Regions from separate parts of the Homo sapiens genome. Here region 2 is linked to region 1. A link is a loop called in an ENCODE intact Hi-C map of the cell type or tissue named here. Cell type or tissue: Caco-2. All regions are shown on one strand. Links, peaks and the distances in the headings refer to the core of each region. The heading gives the core; the rest is flanking DNA.

Evidence for each region. Hi-C counts contacts between places; a loop is a spot of excess contacts. Peaks named below come from ENCODE experiments on the same cell type or tissue, not always from the same donor. Only the 100,000 strongest peaks of a DNase experiment are listed, where the experiment ranks them.
Region 2: it touches region 1 in a loop (4-fold over the local background); 2 of 110 quality-filtered maps call a loop at or near these places.

Annotation. Positions count from the first base shown.
Region 1 is chr6:157,419,547-157,430,324 of GRCh38, forward strand. All of the region lies in intron 1 of ZDHHC14 (zDHHC palmitoyltransferase 14), which reads left to right. Among named protein-coding and RNA genes, the nearest start is that of ZDHHC14, 44 kb to the left of the region's middle. RefSeq lists a silencer at 4,697-4,897. In Caco-2, for the core only: no CTCF peak of the experiment used is centred there; a DNase peak (open chromatin) is centred at 5,205; H3K4me3 peaks cover 150 bases.
Region 2 is chr6:157,582,614-157,593,391 of GRCh38, forward strand. ZDHHC14 (zDHHC palmitoyltransferase 14) reads left to right here. Exons shown (of 9, transcript NM_024630.3): 3 at 10,375-10,533. Among named protein-coding and RNA genes, the nearest start is that of MIR3692, 59 kb to the left of the region's middle. RefSeq lists an enhancer at 10,582-10,778. In Caco-2, for the core only: no CTCF peak of the experiment used is centred there; DNase peaks (open chromatin) are centred at 4,068 and 4,723.

The DNA of each region.
Region 1 (10,778 bases), core at 1,880-9,879:
TTGGGATCATGCAAGATGTTGCCTTTTCATTTGGCTTCTTTCACTTAACCATGTGCATCCAAGGTTCCTTTGTATCTTTTTGTGGCTTGATAGCTCATTTCTTTGTATTGCTGAGTAATATTCCATTGTATGGATATACCACCATTTGTTTTTCTATACCTAACGAAGGACATCTTGGTTGCTTACAATTTTTGGCAATTATGAATGAAGTTTCCATAAACATTCCTGGGTAGGTTTGTGTGTGGACATAAGTTTTCAGGGGACGTGATTGCTGGATATATGGTAAGACTGTGTTTAGCTGTGTAGGAAACCACTACATTGTGTTCTAAAGTGGCTACACCATTTTTCATTTCCATAGGCAGTGAATGAGAGTTCCTGCTGCTCCACATCCTTGTCAGCATTTGGTGTTGTCAGTGTTGTGGATTTTAGCCATGCTAGTAAATGTGTAGTAGTATCTTACTGTTGTTTTAATTTGCAATTTCCTAATGACGTGAGACATGGAGCATCTTTTCATGTGCTTATTTGCCATCTCCCCAGGTTATTTTAAGGTCTCTAGCATGGAATGAAAACCCTCACAGTGGGAAAGCAGAATCGAGGCACTGATGAGAGAGAAGGTATAGTCATTGAAGGGGTGGGCTGAATCAAGGCACTGATGAGAGGAGAGAAGGTATAGTCATTGAAGGGGTGGGCTGAATCGAGGCACTGATGAGAGGAGAGAAGGTATAGTCATTGAAGGGGTGGGCTGAATCAAGGCACTGATGAGAGGAGAGAAGGTATAGTCATTGAAGGGGTGGGCTGAGTCAAGGCACTGATGAGAGGAGAGAAGGTATAGGCATTGAAGGGGTGGGCTGAATCAAGGCACTGATGAAGGAGAGAAGGTATAGTCATTGAAGGGGTGGGCTGAATCGAGGCACTAATGAAGGAGAGGAGGTATAGTCACTGAAGGGGTGGGCTGAATCGAGGCACTAATGAAGGAGAGGAGGTGTAGTCATTGAAGTGGTGGGCTGAATTGAGGCACTGATGAAGGAGAGGAGGTGTAGTCATTGAAGTGGTGGGCCATTACCAGTGCGACTGAGTGGCCTCGGTCAGCTTTGAGCACATTTCAGTAATGACTTCCCTTCCTTCACTCTATAGAAGTAGGTTGCTCTCTACGAGCATAGGTCAGAACTTGGTCACATTTCAGCCTAGTAGGAGCGAATGACTCAGAAAGAGAGACAACATCAAGGACGGATGGGAGCCACTGCTTGAATGGAGAGATGTGCTGTTAGGTGTCTGCAGTGGCCTTGTTGGTTGCCTATCCACTAAACATTGCGCTCCTCTTCCTTGGCAACAGAGCCCTGTGCGGTAGGCCTCAGGAGCAGCCGTCCTGATCTTCAGCTCAGGGGAGGGCCTGAGGTCTCAGATGACCCCACCTCATCTGAGTTAAGCTAGCTTCAGTTAGGTTTTCTGATGCTTTGCAGCAGAACACATCTGAACTAACGTAATACCTTTTTTAGTAAGGCACTTCAGTTTATTTTTTTTTGTAGCAAATCCTCAGTGTTACTAAAAAAGGGCACTGTAAATAAAGATGGGTGTTATTATGACCGCAGAGCCCAGAATTGATATCAAGTAGACTTTATACCAAGAGCTTGGAGTCTAAAAGTTTTCCATAAGTCAAGATAGAAGCAAACTGCCTGGGCGCGGTGGCTCACGCTTGTAATCCCAGCACTTTGGGAGGCCGAGGCAGGTGGATCACGAGGTCAGGAGATCGAGACCACGGTGAAACCACGTCTCTACTAAAAATATTAAAAAAAAAATTTGCTGGGTGTGGTGGCGGTCGCCTGTAGTCCCAGCTATTCGGAGGGGCTGAGGCAGGACAATGGCATGAACCCGGGAGGCGGAGCTTGCAGTGAGCTGAGATCGTGCCACTGCACTCCATCCTGGGCTACAGAGCCAGACTCCGTCTCAAAAAAAAAAAAAAAAAAAAAAAAAGATAAAAGCAAACTGCTCAGTGTACTGTGCTTTGAGAGCCTTAATGGAAAAGCACTAAAAGAATAGTAACAACTAACATTTGGATTGTGTGTTTCTTTTTTCTTTTTTGAGACAGAGTCTTGCTCTGTCGCCCAGGCTGGAATGCAGTGGCACAATCCCGGCTCACAGCAACCTCCGCCTCCTGCGTTCAAGCAATTCTCCTGCCTCAGCCTCCTAAGTAGCTGGGATTATAGCCACCCACCATGACGCCCGGCTAATTTTTGTGTTTTTAGTAGAGACGGGGTTTCACCATGTTGGTCAGGCTGGTCTGGAACTCCTGAGCTCAGGTGATCCACCCGCCTTGGCCTCCCAAAGTGCTGGGATTACAGGTGTGAGCCACCGCGCCCGGCCTGGATTGTGTGTTTCACATAATTATTTCATCTGAAGATGCATTCATTCACTCAGCATGTATTGAACTCGTTCTAGGCTTCAAGAGCCTCATAACGATTCTGAGGGGCAGGCGATTTAGCTCCACTTAGCAGGTAAGAAACTGATGAGGTGAGGAAACTCGAACCCACGTACCTGGGTCTCAGTTGAGAGCCCTTTCCAACCGGCTGGACTGTAGCTTTCCCCAGCCCCATCCAGAGCATTTCCAGGCATCTGGAGGCTCTTCTCTGGATAGTCTTAGGTTAGCTTTATTAATCAAGGGATAACAGTAACACAGAAAGGTGGATTGAGGGTGGGATGTCAGAAAACTCTCTGTGTTAAGATAGATGTGGACATTGGTGCAAGGGTTGCTGTCAGAGAAACAATGCAAATTGTATTTTTTTTTTCTCTGCCAGATGTTTCCCATACATGTTCAATGAATGTTCCAGATTTTAAAAAATTCCATCTCCATTTCTGGATTCTGTACTTCCATCCCACACATCCCAGATTTAAAGGAATAGAAGGGACCCGTTCGCTATTATGAAGCTAAACTCAGCAGCCTCTAGTGGAGCGTTACCCCGGGAAGCAATCAGCTCTGATAGGACAGTGGGAAGACCATCAGTGGCAGGTTACTGGTTTTCATAGAACCCGAGGTAACTGAAAGCTTCTCATGGGCACTTGCTATGTGGCAGACTCTACACTCTGTTTTCATTTAATGATTTTTAAAGATGCCCCATGTTTTAAGGTTTCTACTCTCCATGATCAGGACGGGCACGGTAAGCCCTCTCTGTGATAACCAGGAGGAGGAAGAGATAGTACAGTAATAGCATGCCCAAGGCATTTGTATCGACCCCTTCTGTGCTTTTTATATTTTTAAATTTTGTACCTTTTTATTCTGTATTTTATATACTTCTTTGCAAAACAGAGTGGCTCTTCCCACAATCTGTCCCGATGGCCTTTTGGGTCAAGGAGCACAGATCTGTGTAGTTATAGGAAAAGCAGCTGAAATGTGTGTGCTTTACTAACTTTACTTCCCCTCTTTTTAAAAAGCAGTTCATTTACTCTTTCTCATGCATTCTACTTTTCAGTCGATAAGGAAAATGTTTTCCAGGCCAAACAAACTAGACTGAGATCATATGCTTGTCAGGAGACACAAACCTTCCCTCAAGGCAGCTGGCACTTGAATGGGTAAAAGTTATTGTTGTTGATATTCCTTAGCTTAATAAGGTCCCCAAAGTGGCATTGACTTTGAGTTCTACTGACTTTTCATGTGACTTTAGGCCTTAATTTTCCCACCTCAAAAATGGGATGAATGAAGCCCCACTGGCCGGATAGTCACAGCTGAAGGAACTGACACAGATATTGTAAGTTTTAGGGACCTTTTAATTTTAAATGTAGGAGGACTCTTGAAAATCCTTTTCCTTTTATTTGGAATTTGTGATTATTCATATGGTGCGGCAGGGTGCTGGGAAGACCTAGACTTTTTTTTCTTAGTGCAAATGAGGTATAATAACATTATCCCTAGGGAAGCAGATGAAAGTAATAAGCAGGATTATATTTTTAAAATTTCATAAATAAAGTTCCCCTTTTATTTAATCCAAATTGGTGAGGGTTTACTAAGCATTGCGGGATTTTCCAGGTATGAATTTTCGGCATGTATAACACTGAGATTGGGTATTCTGACCTCCAAATATTATAGTCTGAAGAGACTTGAAAACATCCACTTGTTAGATCTGAAGTTGTTTGACATAAGACGGTGGCAAAATCTCTGTTTTGTAAGCAAGGAGAATGCATCCCAACCTACAGGCTAATCCTTGAGAAATGTGGCTTCCAACTTGCTGAGCCGATTTAAACTCTCACCACTCCAGGTGCCATCTGTGGATTTGGAGGATGGCATCGTGTAGGAGCTCATTGGAAAAGCAGAATCTCAGGTTCCACCCCAGACCTGCAGACTCTGACCCCCCAGGCGATTCGTGTGCAATATGAGGTTTCAGAGCACACTGGTTCAGGCATCCATCAGCGCTTGTGTAGCTCCCAAACAAAGCCCAGCCTGGCAGGCGCTTGAGGTAAGCTGGGCCTCAACTTGTCCCATCCAAAGCTTCGGCTTATTTCACCTGAGTTTTAACAGATGCGTGCTTTGCATAACAGTCTGTTCGCACCCAAACCAAATACACTTCTTTTTCATATCAAACAACACATTCACTGAAATGATTTCTGTAGATGTTTGAGAGGCAGCCACTGTGTGATATATTTAAACTCACTTTGTTCTGTCTGAAAAATGTGTTGAAAAGAATTCTGAACAGAGGGGAAAAAAGGCAAACCTTAAAGGGATATTGCTGTGATAAAATGGTATGCCAGTGGTGGTGAGAAATTTTGTTTTGCCTTCAGGACTTATTTGTTTATTAAAGAAGAGTGAAGGCAGTATGGAGATGTCAAGCCACAGCTCAAGTAAACGTTGAATCTGACGAGGTCAAACTCAAACACAATCACTGCCCTATTTTTTGGTGGTGCGATTTTGAATCAAAAGGGGGACTGACAGCACAGATAGGGAGAGAACAAGTGTCTTTCTGAGGCTTTCTGAGCTTGAAGCCGTCCTGTTCTCCAAAGCTCTAAGCGGAACACCTGATTAGCAGAGTCAGAGAGCAAACGTGGTGCTTCGCTTGGCTATGAACAAACAACTGGTTAAAAAGCCTTTCTGGAGGTTCTTGTGAAATCTGTCTGGGGGCCCAGAAACCCTGCCCCGAGCAGTGATTTTAGTAACATGGGGATAAGTTTGCAGGAGATTCGATTAATGATTAAATGAACAAACCGGGAGTCCTGGTTTGACTTCTCTTTCTCACCTCCCCTATCCAATCAATCACAACGGCCTGGGAATTTCTCCATAGAAATATCTCTCAAATGTGCCCTTCACTGCGTCCCCAACCCCACCCCAGGCCCCAGAGTCAGCTGGGCCCAGCTTCTTCAGCAGGATCCCTGCCAGGTGTCCTAGGTCACCCGCCAGCCCGCCCACTCTCACTCTTCAGTCCATAGCCAGCCACACTGCAGCCAGAGGGAGCTTTTCATATAAACTCCAAAATCAAGAGTGTTCTGATGTTTAAGACTCCCATTGTTATTTTTATTGGGGTTGCATTATGTTTATAGATTAATTTAGGAAGCATTGACATTGTCTTATTGTTGAATCTTCCTGTCCAGGAATGGACATCAAGTTTTCTGCGTCCCTCAGGTTAATTTAAATTCTCTTCATAAGGATCTTGTACAACTCTTGTTTCATTTACTGTTAATTTCACCCTCTTGCTTCTATTATAAATGGAGGCCTTTCCTTCTAATATCTCTTGAAACTGGTTATTGTTCATATACAAGCAAGTTATTGATTTCTACATATTAACTTGCTTCTACCACCCTACTGAATTCTCTTATGGTTTGAGTAGTTTCTTAATGGATTCTTTGGGGGTTTTTAGCTGTATAGGCATATCATATGCAAATAGTGAGAGCTGTACCTCTTTTTTCCTCATTTTTAAATCTCTAATTTCTTTCTCACCCAATTATGTTGGCCAGCTCCTCAAAGAACAATGATAGCGGACATTGTGTCTTGCTTTTCAATAGTGAAATGCGACTAGTGTTCCCTTTCTAAATGCTGAATTTTGGTTGCGATATCTGCATTTTATCATGTTAGGAAATTATCCATCATTACTTCATTAACTAAGCATTTTTGAAGAGGGATCTTTTCAAAAGGCAGACTTGATCATGTCACTCTTCTGCTTCCTGGTGTTCTGAAGTAGAAACTAAAATTCTTGCCTGCATCCCCAGCCCCTGGGCCATCCGGTCCCTGTTTCCCCTGCAGCCTCATCTGGCCAGATGCTGCATTTTGCTGCCTGGGCTCCAGCCACACCGGCTGTCTTGTAGCTTCTAGAACGTGCTGTGCCCCTGCCAACCTTAGAACCCTTGGACACCTGTTTCCTCTGTAATGCTTGCTGCTCTGCCCTCTGCCACCCCACAGGTCTTTGCCTAACCACCTCCTACTATCTTGCAGAGGTCATCTCAATAGGCACTTCCTCACAGAAGTCTCCTGATCCCCCAACCAGACTGGCTCCCCATCTAGTCCCCTGCATTCTACCTAGAGAGGCAGATGGGGTCAGAGTGTGAGGATCCTGGGGCAGTGAATCTGAGGCTGCCAGACCAGGGGTGGAAGGTCTAAAGGAGGCGGTCATGCTGCTCACGTTCAGATGTGAGAGCCTCCCGCAAGGTGGTGGTTCTGGGTTGGGCAGGAGGGATCTGGCACAAGGAACGTTATGGAGATGAGAGCTGCACAGCTTGACACTGAATGGATGCTGGGTGGGGAGGTGGGGAAGGGACAGCTAGGATGACCTAAGGACTCGACTTGGATGATTGGATGGTGTCATTCACTGAGATGGGGATTCCAAGAAGAGAGGCAATTTTAAGGGAAAAATCAATGAATTTGGTTTGGAACATTCAACAGTCATTTATGGAATGCCAATGGCATGCCACATGCCGCATTAGGGTCTTAGGATCGAGGGTGACCCACAGAGCAGTTTGGCCCCCACTTCATGGAGCTGACTCGTTGAGTTTGAGGGGCCTACGGGGCACTCAGGGGGAGAAGCGCACCAGCTCGCAGGATGTGTGGGTCTGGCACCCAGAAGAGAGGGTAGCCTGGTGCTTGACACTGGGGAAGCCCTGGCTGTGGGTTTGGATGAGGAGAATCCTGGGAGAAGGTGGAAGAGCCGATCAGAAGGGGATGCTGGAGGAAAACAGCGGTCAGGTGTGTGGGAGGGAACAGAAAGGATGGGGAGCTGGAAGCCGCACTAGGAGGGAGTCAGGCCACGGGAGAGGGGCCAGCGTGAGGTTCTACAGAGCTCAGGAGAGAAGCCGGGAAGCCGTCTCACCTTTGGCCATTGGGAGGCCGTTCACCTCCATAAGAGCGTTTTCCGTGGAAACGGAGACTTCATTGTAGTGGGTTGAAAAGTGACAGCTGGGGCTGAGGGACCAGGAAGTGGGCGCATCCATTGCAGACGGCCTTTCTATAAAAGGCAGCTGTAAGGGAAGGAGAACTTAAGATAGTGTCTGGAGGAGAAGGTAGGTGAGGAATCGGTCTAGAGGAAAAGGAGGAGAGGCACGGTGCGAGCTGGGGTGGCAGGGGAGCAAGGGCCCCAGGGAGAAGAGAGGGAAGGAAGAGGGCGTGCAGGGCGGAGGGACAAGGCTCAGGCGTAGACCTGGAGGGGCATCGGGCCTGGGAGCACAGGAGGAAGGAGGAAGGGCGGGTGGAGGGGCAGCTGTGGGAGGGCTCGCCTCATGCCCTTGGTTTATCTGTGTTCAGAAGCCAGTGTGATGGTTGATTTTAAACATAATACAGCAAGTGGGCAGAGATGTGAGGGTTGGGGTCTCAGCGTTTGGAAATGTCACTCAGTGAAATAGGAAGGGAAAGTGTCTACAGAGATGCGCAGGATGCAGGGCCCCGAGGACTGGAGGGCATTTATGTTTTGGGGAATCTGCTTCCCACTCTGCTTTCTCCAGCAGGGCCTACCAGCATGGGTTGGCGTGGGGGTGAGGATGGTTGGCTGGGTTCACTCAGGGTTGGAGTTTAACAGAGCAAATGCAGGACCAGGAGGCTGGAAAGTCAACAGCAATGGCAAAAGGGAAACTGATGTGATAAATCACGGGGTCCAGGCTGGCAGAGATATGAGAGGAGAACAGAGGGGCCCGCAGGCAGAGGAACGTGAGTATTGAGATGTCGGCATGGGAGGTGGCTTGGATTTTCTTTTCAGAAATGGCAGATGCGCTAGGGCTGTTCCTCCTGGAGTAGTGGGAGTCAGAAACACACTGTGAGATTGACCACCTTCCATCGGAGTGTGGAAACAGGTTTTCATCAAGATCCTTTCCATGACATTGTGGCCCCCAAGGACAATGGAATGGTGGGGCTCTAGTCTTCATCTTTTCTCAGTAACAGCATAAAGGATGAATCTAATAAATCACAATAAAACTTTTATTGTGATTAGAGGAATATTGGGCTCCTGGAGGGCTGTTCTGTCATTGATATGTGCTGTGTTCACTTATCCATGTGAAGGAGGAATAGGGATCGTGAATAGAGGAATATCGGGTTCCTGGAGGGCTGTTCTGCTGTCGATATGTGCTATCTTCAGCACCTTATTCAACCTCAATATTTTCTGCCAGCAAAACTGTTGAGAAGGGGAGGAGAGTGCCGCAAAGGCAGTGTGCTGACACGACCTAAGCCCTGGCACAGTCATTTTGGTGTTTGCATGGGTGGCAGCAACACAGTAGGAAGATAAAGGGCTGCACACACACCACAGAGACCCTGCCCACTCCCACCCTCCGGTGCCCCGACCTTGCCAGCTCCTCTGCCATAGAAATCCTCTCAGGAAAGTGGACTGGATTTGCCAAGCAGGGTAGTGTTTTTCTAAACCAGTGATCTGGGAACTGGTATTCGTCTAAAATTAGCCTGTGAAAAGATAAGCTTTAATATATGTCATTAGGTGGAATGACAAGTAATTGAGAGTAAAAATTCCCATTAAAAAAAAAATCTCCGGCAAACAAGGTCATCTTACATAAAAGGGTACTGTGACTTTTTCAGCTGCTTTTTATAGCGGTGCCCTCTGAAACTAGTGGCCTGTTACGCCTTGTGGAAGGGCACCCGAGAGAGGCGCATTCCTGCTTAGCGAGTCCCCCCGCCCGCCCCACCCCGCCCCTAGCCCCCGAGCACAGGTGGCTGGGGTCTCAGGCCAGATTGCTTATGTGCTCACTAGCAACCTTCCCAGTATAAAATGGAAGTCTGATCGAGTCAATTACAGTGCATTGTTAGTCGTTACCTGTTCTGGTTGTTGCTCCTTACATAAAGTTTAATCTCTTTGGTTTGTTCTGAGCAGTCAGAGGTCTCAGCTCCCAGCCAGTGCTTGGTGCTTTCTTCGTTACTGTGAGCCCTCTACTATGATTTCACTCGAGTGACATTTATAGCCATGTACCTGGTTGACAGGAACAGTGAGTCACGGTTTTCCACATTCAGCACCTTTGATTCCTTCCCTTCAAGGGATGATGAGCTTGTGAGTGTGTTTGCGATGAGTGATTTTATCATTGAAATGACTGGAACCTGCAAGTCTGAGTCAGCTCACCCTGCATGGATGGTGGGGGCGTGGGGGAAGGGAACGGCCTAGGATCCACTAATTCTTTGAAAACATTTCTGGGGGACAGGCTCCATGGATCTGTGCAGTGATCATCTCGGCATGGGCGTCGAGACTTTTAGGTCAGCATTTTTCCCACTGAGAGGTGTAATCCATTACTAGGTCATGAAATCAACTTACTAGGTTGCTGGTCAGAATGGAGAATAGAATAGAAACAGAGTAGAATGGAAAATAGAGTACGTCTCCTTTGATAAGCATTGGTATTGTTTTGTGAAACTTTTGTTTCAGTTTAGTAGACTGTGATATAAAAATGAATTTATTGCTGTGGTTAATGGTCCAAAAACTTTGCACATCACTGCCCTAGATGGATGGTAAGTCTTTAACTGATGAGTTCCTTGGGTGGGTATTGAGGATGATTGACTCATTTTTGTATGCCTTTGCCTCTAGCTGTATGTAGCATATATTAGAGGCTCACTAGCTGTTTGTAGAAGGAAGGTAGGAAGGAAGGAAGGGAGGGAGGGAGGGAGGGAGAGAAGGAGGGGAAGGAAGGAGGGGAAAGAAGGAAGGAGAGCAAGGAGGAAAGAAATAAAGAAGGAAGGAGGGAGATCCGATTTTACAGACTTGAAGGGCTGGATAAAGCAGGCCTGGAAATCATATTTCATCTCTCAATATCATTCCAGGATCTCAGCAGCCATCTGTCTTCTCCTCCCTTTTCAAAACCTCCTCCTAAGTGATCTGGAAAGGGAGTTGAGGAAGTCTCCCATATGATGGCAAGAGACAATGGAGGTAACCAGCTCCAAACCAGCAAGCCAGAGTTCAGGATGATAGAGAATCTTCAGGAGGGAAGGAGAATGGCTAAGAAAATTGCTGTCTCTGAGCAGTGCCAGGGTTAATGGAATCTCTACTCAAGAGATCTTGATTGGATAACACGATGTGTTTGCTATTGCTGCTGTAACAAATTTCCACAAATTTAATGGCTTAAAATAGCACACATTTATCACTTTGGGAGGCCGAGGCAGGCAGATCACGAGGTCAAGAGATTGAGACCATCCTGGCCAACATGGTGAAACCCCGTCTCTACTAAAAAATACACAAATTAGCTGGGCGTGGTGGTGTGCACCTGTAGTTCCAGCTACTCGGGAGGCTGAGGCAGGAGAATTGCTCAAACCTGGGAGGTGGAGGTTGCAGTGAGCCGACAGTGTGACACTGTACTCCATCCTGGTGACAAAGCAAGACTGTGTAAAAAAAAAAAAA
Region 2 (10,778 bases), core at 1,033-9,032, 160 kb after region 1:
GCTCCCTTTGTAAGTGAACTGCCTCTTCTCTCTACATTTCTTTAACATTGTTTCTCTCATTTTCATCTTGGAGAATCTGATGATTATGTGTCTTGGGGATATTCTTCTTGTGTATTATTTTGCAGGAGTTCTCTTCATTTCCCGAACTTGAATGTCAGCCTCTCTAGCAAGGTTGAGGAAGTTTTCATGTGTAATATCCTGAAATAGTTTTCCAAGTTGCTTACTTTTTCCCTGTCTCTTTCAGGAACACCAATGAGTCGCTGATTTGGTCTCTTTACATAAGCCCATATTTCTCAGAGGTTTTATTCATTCTTTTTACTTTATTTTCGTCTAACTGAGTTATTTCAGAGCCAGTCTTTAAGCTGTGAGATTCCTTCTTCTGCTTGGTATGTTCTGCTGTTAATACTTGTGATTTCATTATGAAATTCTTATAGTACGTTTTTTATCTTTTTCAGATCAGTTTGGTCCTTTTTTATAATGACTGTTTCATCTGTCAGCTTCTGTATCATTTTATTGCAATTCTTAGATCCCTTGGATTGGGTTTCAACTTTCTCCTAAATCTCAATCATCTTTTTTGCTATCCATACTCTGAATTCTATTTCTGTCTTTCAGCCATTTCAGCCTGGTTAAGAACCCTTGCTGGGGAACTAATGCAATTGTTTGGAAAGAAGACACTCTGGCTATTTGAGTTGCCAGAGTTCTTGGGCTGGCTCTTTCTCATCTGTGTGGGCTGGTGGTCCTTTAACTGTGATGTAAGTTGAGTACAGTCAGTAGACTTTTCTGGATGTTTTCAGAGGACCAAGGCTTTTTGCAAGGTCTTTATTTATAGTTAATTATTGTCCTTGGTTTCGCATGGGGAGTATATTACCAAAGGTGTTTTTTTTTTTGTTGGTTCGTTTGTTTTGTTGTTATTGTTCTGCTTTTTTTGTTTTGTTTGTTTTTGGTGTTGAAGTTTTGGGCTTTGATACAGTAGATGGCACTTAAACGTAAGGGCCAGCAGGTAGGCTCTTCCTCAGCCATGCAGCTCCTTGGCGTTTCCACACATTTTCAGCTGTGTGCCCTCTCAGTGTTCTGAGGTGTAGGCTCCTCTCCCACTTAGGTGCTGGCTGCAGATCTCGGCTTGGCACTCCCAGGATGCCCACTGCAGCTCTGGGGTAAGCTCAGGCTTTATATTCTGTCCTCAGCTTGGAGGCAGCAGAGGAAGGGCCCTTAGCAGTGGTTGTAGCAGAGGGCCTTTCACTTCTGTTGTGGGGCTCCACCCACCAAGAGATGCAGAGCCATGATCAATCATTGCGATTGGCCTGGGATGGGGCAGCTGTGCTGTGGACCTAAGTGGAGGGGACCCTTTCCAGTGATGAGCAGGGTGGGTGGGTGGGTCCCAGGGGAGACAGCCTGGCCTCTTCTCCTTAGGGCAACTGCAGCTTGCTGGCAGTATGGTTGAAGCACTCAGGGTCTTTGTTCCTTTCCCAGTCCAAGGGCAGCAAGGCAGCACCCTTGCAATGGCAGTGGCCGAGGAGATCTCGGTTGCCTCTAGGAGCTGCACCTCAGAGAACTGCTGAGCTACTGGTCTGGATGGGAGTGAACACTGGGGCAGGGAGGCTGCACTGCTGGCCTGAGCCAGGGACTCTACTTGTTGAAGAGTGGGGCATGGGGGCTCACAGGGAAGAGACGGGACTCCTCTCTGGTGGCTGTGGTGTGCTGGAGGTGCCAGCATAGTGACTAGGCCCTTTGTTCCTTCCCCAGCCCAAGGGCAGTTAGGGCACTACCACTACAGCTGCAATGGTAGGAAAGAATCTTACTCTACATCTTTTATAATTTGGGATTTTTCCTTTTGCATTGTAAGAAAGCAGAGTCCAGTTACTTTATATGGTAACACATAGATATTTGATCCCTGAATTTGGGGCAGGAATAAATCTGATGGGAGACAAATGGATCTATCAGGATGGAAGTGCTCTGCTATTCCCTCAGGAAGAAAAGATGACTTACTTGAAGTCACAGGCAGAAGTTAAACAGCTGATAGAAGGCCTCCAGCAAGTCCAGGAATTCTGTGTGAAACAATTGTCAACGGGCAGCTTCCCATCCTTGAGCCCACATGCCGCACAGCCCCAATTTCTTCATCCCCAGCTCCCCTAATTTTTGCCCACAGGCTGGTTGCAAGGGTAACACTAGATGTAAGTGCTGTTATTATTTCTGTCTCCATGCCAGCAACGTCCACCAATTGGTTGGGGGACTATATGAAGGAAGAGACCATTTTACATACTCTTTCAAAATGCTTGTGTATAAAAATCTCCTTGAAAAATACTGACTTGGGATGGGCACGGTGGCTCATGGCTGTAATCCCAGCACTATGGGAGGCCGAGGCGGGTGGATCACCTAAGGTCAGGAGTTCGAGACCAGCCTGGCCAACATGGCAAAACCCCGTCTCTACTAAAAATACAAAAAAATTAGCTGGGTGTTGTGGCAGGAGCTTGTAGTCCCAGCTTCTCGGGAGGCTGAGGCAGGAGAATTGCTTGAACCCAGGAGGCAGAGGTTGCAGTGAGCCGAGATCGCGCCATTGCACTCCAGCCTAGGTGACAAGAGCAAAACTCCATCTCAAAAAATAAATAAATAAATAAATATACTGACTCATATACACTTGCCTAACTGCTAGAGGTTTTCCCCCCAAAATTCTAGTGTTTGACCCACTAGCTATTGCAAATGCCTATTATTCCTTTTTCAATTGCTGTATTTAAGCCACAAAGAGCAGCCCAAAGAGGCAGAGGCACAACTGTTACCAACAACCAAAGGAAACCAAAAATACAAAAAAAAAAAAAAAAACCCAAAACCAGAAAAATTGAGTAGAGCAGGAACCCTCCCTCTGCTTCTCTCTTTGTGCCACATGACACAGGCCACAGGTGTTTGTGATCTCCAGATGAGAGAAAGACTTCATGATTGGCCACTGGCCTCAGGCTAGAACACTGAAGAAAAAGTTTCTTTGTGCCAAGGTTGGTATGTGAAGCCCTGGGTTTCAAGCCCCCTTGTTCCCATCTGCCCTGGATGCAAGTGTGTCTGAAAGCCATGGGCCTAGGCAGCTGTTGGATGCATTGTGTGGAAGAAAGAACAGCGGGGCTCCCTGAGGTACACAGCTGGCCTTCTCAGCCGGCCCTTTTTGGGGGTGCTACCTGGCCATGCGAGGTTGGCTCTGGATCAGCAGCAGCTTGTGGATAAGTTTTGAAAGAGTCAGATCCACAGAGCACCTTGGAAAGGTGTCCTCTGCAAGTGAGGGGCTATAGGCACAAGAGTGGCCTGCCTGGTGGACAGCGTTGCAGCACTTGAGGGCCTGTGGCTGTGATTCCCAGGCAGGGTGGAGGTGCGGGAGCATGGCAGTCCTCCATCTTGGGCATCTCCTATGTGCTAGACTCTCTGCTGGATGATGGGGACTTGAAAGTGGATAGGCCGTGGTCACTGCCCTGGAGCAGCAGGAAGATCTGGAAACAAATCCTCCTGACATCATCGGTACTGGGTCTTCCCTCTGGCCTGTAAACACCACCAGCAGAGAAGAAGTCTGAGTTCCTGCTGTGTCCCCAGCTCAGAGCCCAGGGCTGGCCCCCAGTAGAAGCACAATACAGATCTAGTGGCTGGATAAATAAAACAAGGCAGGCGCAGTGAGAGCCCAAAGGAGGAAACAAGTAACTCTGCTTGCAAAGTGTTTTCACAAGAGAAGCTGGAACTGGCCCTCAAAGGATAGGATTATCTGCGCAGACAGCAGGAGAGGGAATCCCGAGCAGAGAAAATATCACGTGCAAATGCCTGGAAGTAGAAAACAGCATTGCCCGCTCAGGGAAACCCAAGGAGGCCACCGTGTTTTGAGCATAGGCTCCATGGAAGATCGTGCAAGGAGAGAGAAGGTTCATGGATTGTGTGCTGTATGGGAGGGCCTGAGTTTCTTGATGGGACTTGCATTTAGAAAGCTGACTCTTTAAGGGCCAGGAGAACAGATCAGATCAGAATGGGTGGCAAGACGGGCTCAAGACTTGCTGTGCTCATCAGACAGCCCAGCAGAGCCCTCCCAGGACCCCAGCGGCCCTCGGCAACCCCTGGTGCAGCACCGGCTTATAGTAAATCCTTCATAAATATTGGTTGACTTTTTTCATGGCATCGCTGGGCCCTGAATCCAGGTCTTCTGATCCTTCCATTTCTTTTACATAAAGAGCTCTCCAAATATTTAGTCAAAGAGTTTTGGGTTTCGGTTTAATTCTTAAGCTTCAGTTTACTATGTCTTTTGAATTCTAGCTTTCAGCATTTCACCTCTTTGTAACAGAGGTTCAATCTTTTAAAAAATGCACTTTGGAACTAAAGATCAATAGAGTTTATCTTCAGGAGTGTCAGCAAATACTCACTTTATCAAGTCATTGCTACTCAGAACTAGGCTATTTAAATAGTTGTAGTGTTGATACGTTTGTCATTCCTGCATTTTAAAATATTCACCTTCACAATTCAGTTTCTAAACTTTTCTACTGAAATTAACACAAATGTTTGACTGAGTTCGTATTTTATAAAAAGATATCAGGTCTAGTTTTTCTACCCATGTTTGCAGGAGTAAATAGAGGCAATAGATTTCACAGCTGACATTAGGATTATTATTAATCTAGGCCTCAGTGGCACCCAGCTGGCACCCATAGAGACCTGACCTTATCTTTGATGGATTCAAAGCCAGTGATTTCTATCCAGTGCTCAGGGGAAGCACACAGCCGTGCCATCTCTTTGTTCTCTCCTTATTGCAGAATCAGTTGCAAGGCCTCCCTCTTCTTAAGGCCCCTGCTTTTGGAGCTCAGCACCTCTCCAGATGCCTGTGACATTAGTGCCATTTGATGGGGCAGCCACCTGGGGTGCCAGGCAGATGTGGCACCTGCCAAAAGAGGGTATCCTGCTTGGCAGGGCAAGGCCACCCAGAGTCCTTGGACTGGCTCCACAGCTGTTCAGTTATTCTAAGCAGAAGGTTTGGGCCTCAGGAAGAGAGAAGTAGGAGACCTGCTTCTTCCTCCTGCCATTGCCCCGCCCTGCCCTCCACACTGCCTGCTCTCCCTCGAACCTGGAACTTTAATTTTCCATGAATAATTCATGGCCAGTAGCAGTTCAAAGCACTCTCCTTAACTCTGGGATTGTACTTTCACAAACACCAAAGCCTTAGGCTAAAGGGCTATAGCAGCTTTCCAGACCTCTGACAGCCATTTAAAGAAGACCAAGGCTGGGCACAGTGGCTCATGCCTGTAACCACTTTGGGAGACCAAGGTAGGAGGATCACTAGCTTGAGGCCAGTTGCTTGAGACCAGCCTGAGCAACATAGTGAGACCTTGTCTCTATAAAAAATTTAAAATTAGGCTGGGTACTGTGACTCATGCCTGTGATCCCAGCACTTTAGGAGGCCAAGGCAGGCGGGCCACCTGAGGTCAGGAGTTTGAGACCAGCCTGGCCAACATATAGTGAAACCCTGTCTCTACTAAAAAAAACACAAAAATTAGCTGGGCGTGGTGGTGCACACCTGTAGTCCCAGCTACTTGGGAAGCTGAGGCAGGAGAATGGCTTGAATCTGGGGAGGCAGAGGTTGCAGTGAGCCAAGATCACGCCACTGCACTCCAGCCTGGGTGACACAGCAAGACTCCATCTCTCAAATAAATAAATATATAAATAAATAAATAATTTAAAAAATTTAAAAATTAGCCAGGCATGGTGGTGAATACCTATAGTCCCAGCAGCTTGGGAGGCTGAGGTGGGAGGATCACCTGAGCCTGGGAGGTCAAGGCTACAGTGAGCTATGATAGCACCACTGCACTCCAGCCAGGGTGACAGAGTGAGACTATTTCTAAAAATTAAAAAATATACATTTTTTAAAGAAGACTGCAGGGAGGGGCATTCCTTTTCGAGCCCCTGAATCATGACATGCGAATCATGGGTACTGTCAGTGAGTGACAGCAGCCCTGCTTGGGGGCAGAATGGCACAGCTCTCCAGATACCCTGAGCTGTTCTAAATCACCAAGTGCTCTGCGTGAAAACGCTTGGGTGTGGGTGTGTTCTGTGATGTGGCCCCTCACCTGACTAAGCTGCGTTCTCTAAGGGTAGCTCTTTATCATACAAGTGAGTGTATTTGAGTACATAATAAAGAGGCACATAGGAATGTGTGGACTGGGGAGTATTTACTGGCACCCCACAGTGGGGTTCTCAAACCTGAAAGTTTCAATCACTGGGGAATCTCGGTGAAATGCAGATTCCCATTCCATAGTTGGGACAAGCCAAGAATCTGCTTATGTGCTAGGCTGTCAGATGATATGGATGCTGGTGGACCACTCTTGGAGCAGGCCTTCTCATCTTTGGCTGCAGATTCCCATCTGTATTAGTCTATTTTCACATTGCTATAAAGAACTACCTGAGGCTGGGTAATTTATAAAGAAAAGAGGTTTTATTGGCTCATGGTTCCACAGGCTGTATAGGAAGCATGGCTGAGGAGGCCTCAGGAAACTTACAATCATGGAGGAAGGAAAAGAGAAAGGAAGGAAAAGAGGAAGGTCTTAAATGGCCAGAGCAGGAGGAAGAGGGTGCAAGGGGAGGTGCTACACCTTTTAAACAATGAGATCTCATGATAACTCACTATCAGAAGAACAGCAAGGGAGAAATCCACCCCCATGATCCAGTAACCTCCCACCAGGCCCCTCCTCTGACATTGGGGATTACAATTCAACATAAGATCTGGGCAGGGATACAAAACCAAACTATATCAACATCTCGGAGGAGTTTTTAGACATCTCAATGCTTGATATGGTTTGGCTGTGTCCCCATCCAAATCTCATCTTGAATTGTGGTTCCCATAATCCCCATGTGTCATGGGAGGGACCCAGTGGGAGGTAATTGAATCATGGGGGTGGTTACCTCCATGCTATTCTCATGATAGTGAGTGAGTTCTCATGAGATATTTGCTTGGCACTTCTCCTTCCTGCTGCCATGTGAAGAAGGATGTGTTTGCTTCCCCTTCTGCCATGATTGTGAGTTTCCTGAGGCCTCCCCAGCCCTTCAGAACTGTGAGTCAATTAAACCTCTTTCCTTTATAAATTACCCAGTCTCAGATATGTCCTTATAGTAGCATGAAAATGGACTAATACAGTATATTGGTATTGGGTAGTGGGGCACTGCTATAAAGATACCTGAAAATGTGGAAGCGACTTTGGAAGTGGGTAACAGGGAGAGGTTGGAACAGTTTGGAAGGCTCAGAAGAAGATAGGAAGATGTGGGAAAGTTTGGAACTTCCTAGAGACTTGTTGAATGGCTTTGACCAAAATGCTGATAGTGATGTGTACAATGAAGTCCAGGCTGAGGTGGTCTCAGACGGAGATGAGAAACTTCTTGGAAACAGGAATAAAGGTGACTCTTGTTATGATATAGCAAAGAGACTGGTGGCATTTTGCCCTGCCCTAGAGATTTGTGGAACTTGAGAGAGATGATTTACGGTACTGGTGGAAGAAATTTCTAAGCAGCAAAGCATTTGAGAGGTGACAGAGCATAAACGTTTGGAAAATTTGTAGCCAGATCATGCAGCAGAAAAGAAAAACCCATTTTCTGGGGAGAAATTCAAGCTGACAGCAGAAATTTACATAAGAAACAAGGAGCTGAATGTTAATCACCAAGACAATGGGGAAAATGTCTCCAGAGCATGTCAGAGACCTTCATGGCAGCCCCTCCCATCACAGGCCCAGAGGTCTAGGAGGAAAAAATGGTTTCCTGGGTCAGGTCCAGGGCCCCCTGCTGTGTGCAGCCTATGGACTCTAACCCAGCCACTCCAGCCATGGTTAAAAGGGGCCAAGGTTCAGCTCAGGCCATGGCTTCAGAGGGTGCAAGCCCCAAGCCTTGGTAGCTTCCATGTGGTGTTGGTCCTGTAGGTGCACAGAAGACAATAATTGAGGTTTGGGAATCTCCACCTAGATTTCAGAGGATGTATGGAAATGCCTGGATGTCTAGGCAGAAGTTTTCTGCAGGGGTGGAACCCTCATGGAGTACCTCTGTTAGGGCAGTGCAGAAGGGAAATGTGGGGTCAGAGCCCCCACATAGAGCCCCCACATAGAGTCCCCACTGGGGCACTGCCTAGTGGAGCTGTGAGAAGAGGGCCACCATCCTCCAGACCCCAGAATGGTAGATCCACTGACATCTTGCACTGTGTGCCCAGAAACGCTGAAGACATTCAACTCCAGCCGTGAAAGCAGTTGGGAGGGGGGTTGTACCCTGCAAAGTCATAGGGCGGAGCTGCCCAAGGCTGTGGGAGCCTTACCTCTTGCATCAGCATGACCTGCATGTGAGACATGGAGTCAAAGGAGATTATTTTGGAACTTTAAGCTTTAATGACTGACCTATTAGATTTCGGACTTGCATGGGGCCTGTAGCCCATTTGTTTTGGCCAATGTCTCCCATTTGGAACAGGTTTATTTTACCCAGTGCCTGTACCCCCATTGTATCTAGGAAATAGCTAACTTGCTTTTGATTTTACAGGCTTATAGACAGAAGAAACTTGCCTTGTCTTTGGACTTGGACTTTTGGGTTAATGCTAGAATGAGCTAAGACTTTGGGGGACTGTTGGAAAGGCATGATTGTGTTTTAAAATGTGAGGACATGAGATTTGGGAGGGGCCAGGGGCAGAATGATATGGTTTGGCTGTGTCCCTACCCAAATCTCATCTTGAGTTGTGGTTCCCATAATCTGTACATGTCATGGGAGGGACCCAGTGGGAGGTAATTGAATCATGGAGACAGTTACCCCCATGCTGTTCTTGTGATAGTGATCTCCCGAGATCTGATTCTTTTATAAGAGGCTTTTTCCCCCTTTGCTTGGCACCTCTCCTCCCTGCTGCCATGTGAAGGACATGTTTGCTTCCCTTTCTGTCATGATTATACATTTCCTGAGACCTCCCCAGCCCTACAGAACTGTGAGTCAACTAAACCTCTTTCCTTTATCAATTATCCAGTCTCAGGTATGTCTTTATTGGCAGCATGAGAACAGACTAATACAATGTCCCACACCAATGAAAGACTCTCTGACAGCAGGACCAGGATCTCAGCAGTTCTGCTCAATGATTATTGCCCAGGATGAGTTGGTGTGGTGTGAGGGGACTGAGTGGGTGATGGGACTGATTCCTACCACTTTGGAAATCAACCAAAAGTATCTTGCAACCATCTCTGATAGTATGTGCTTTAAGAGGGTGAGAATTAAAATGAACAGTTATCTTTAATGTTACCAACTCTGATGCTCCTCAGGACTGATCCAGTCCCTTAGGTCTGGCTTGCATCTGTCAGCCACAGAGTCTCAGCTGAAGCTCTCATGGAAGTTCTTGATCTTCTCCATCCACCCTGCCCTCCTGTTCTTGACTGCACAGCCAGCTGCCCTAACTTCTTCTTGGCAAGGCTAATAGGGCTCTGAGGAGTCTAGGTGAAATAAAACTGGAAGTTTTATCTTCCCAGAGAGCAGGGGTTCTCAAACCTTGCCCACGTGAGAACAACCCGGGTCATTCTGATTTAATAAATCTGGAACAGGGTTCACACCTTGGGGGAGTTTTAAAAGCTCCCATGTGATCCTAATGTGAAATCAGAAATGATAAGATAAAATGGAAATTTAAAAACTCCACGTTTGTATTGTCATTGACATTTTTAGAACTGGTTCTAAAAATTAAAGGTGCTATTGAGATGATAAAATGTAGAAATGATTTTCAAAATATACATTTAATGATTTTTTAAAATGTATTTTTTACAATCTGGTTTCTCCCCCTCCCATTCTATACTTGGCATTTTTGAGGTAGCCAATGGGCAAAGTGAAGGGACCCTGGAGCTGGATTTGGAGTCCAGCATTCCAGGAGAGCGAATTAGGGTGGTGTGTTAATGAGGGCAAGGCTAGCAGTAACAAGTAACACCCTAGCCTTTCCAGGTTTAAGGCAGGAGTCTGGTGCTCACAGACCTGTGCAGGCGGGAAGAGGTCAGGGTGGCCCTCCTCTGTGCAGTCAGGCGACTCCCCAGCTGTGTCTCCCAAGATGGCCTGGGGCCTCTCCTGCCGCCTACAGGGAGGGGAGGGGGAAGGAGGAAAAGGGCGGGGCTCCACAGGGAGGGCCTGGCTGGGTGGGGCCATGTGTGCTGTGCTCCATTGGCCAGAGCTCAGTCACGTGGCCCCTGCACGTGTGCAACGAAGGAGGCCGGGGTCCCAGCGGAGGGTGAGTCCCAGAGCCCCAGCCTGGGTAAACCGTGGGCACCGGGGGCCCTGCCAGCCGCTGTGCCTGCTGCCCTGGAGCTTACACTCCAGGCGGACGGGTCCCGCCGAGGCAGAGGGAGGCTCTGAAGGTGTGCGCTCTTTCTCTTCTTTTCTCCACAGATATCGCAAACGGCACCAGTTCAGGGGGGTACCGCCCGCCTCCCAGAACCAAAGAAGTCATCATCAATGGCCAGACCGTGAAACTTAAATACTGTTTCACCTGCAAGATTTTCCGGCCCCCTCGCGCCTCCCATTGCAGCCTTTGTGATAACTGCGTAGGTGAGTAGTGCCTGGGCGGAGCCTGGCGGGAGCCCGGGTCCTCCGGGTGGGTTTGCGCCTCTCCAACCCTGCGCCACGGAACACTCAGTAATGGTTAATATTTCAGCGCATTTGCATGTTGCCACTGATTGAGTTCACCGGGCCTAGAGTCACCAAATATCTTTTTTATTCTCTTTACACCCTGCACCGCCCTTGGCTGCGAGGGCCTCCCCCAGCACAGGCACGAGAATGGGGTCCTCTGTCTC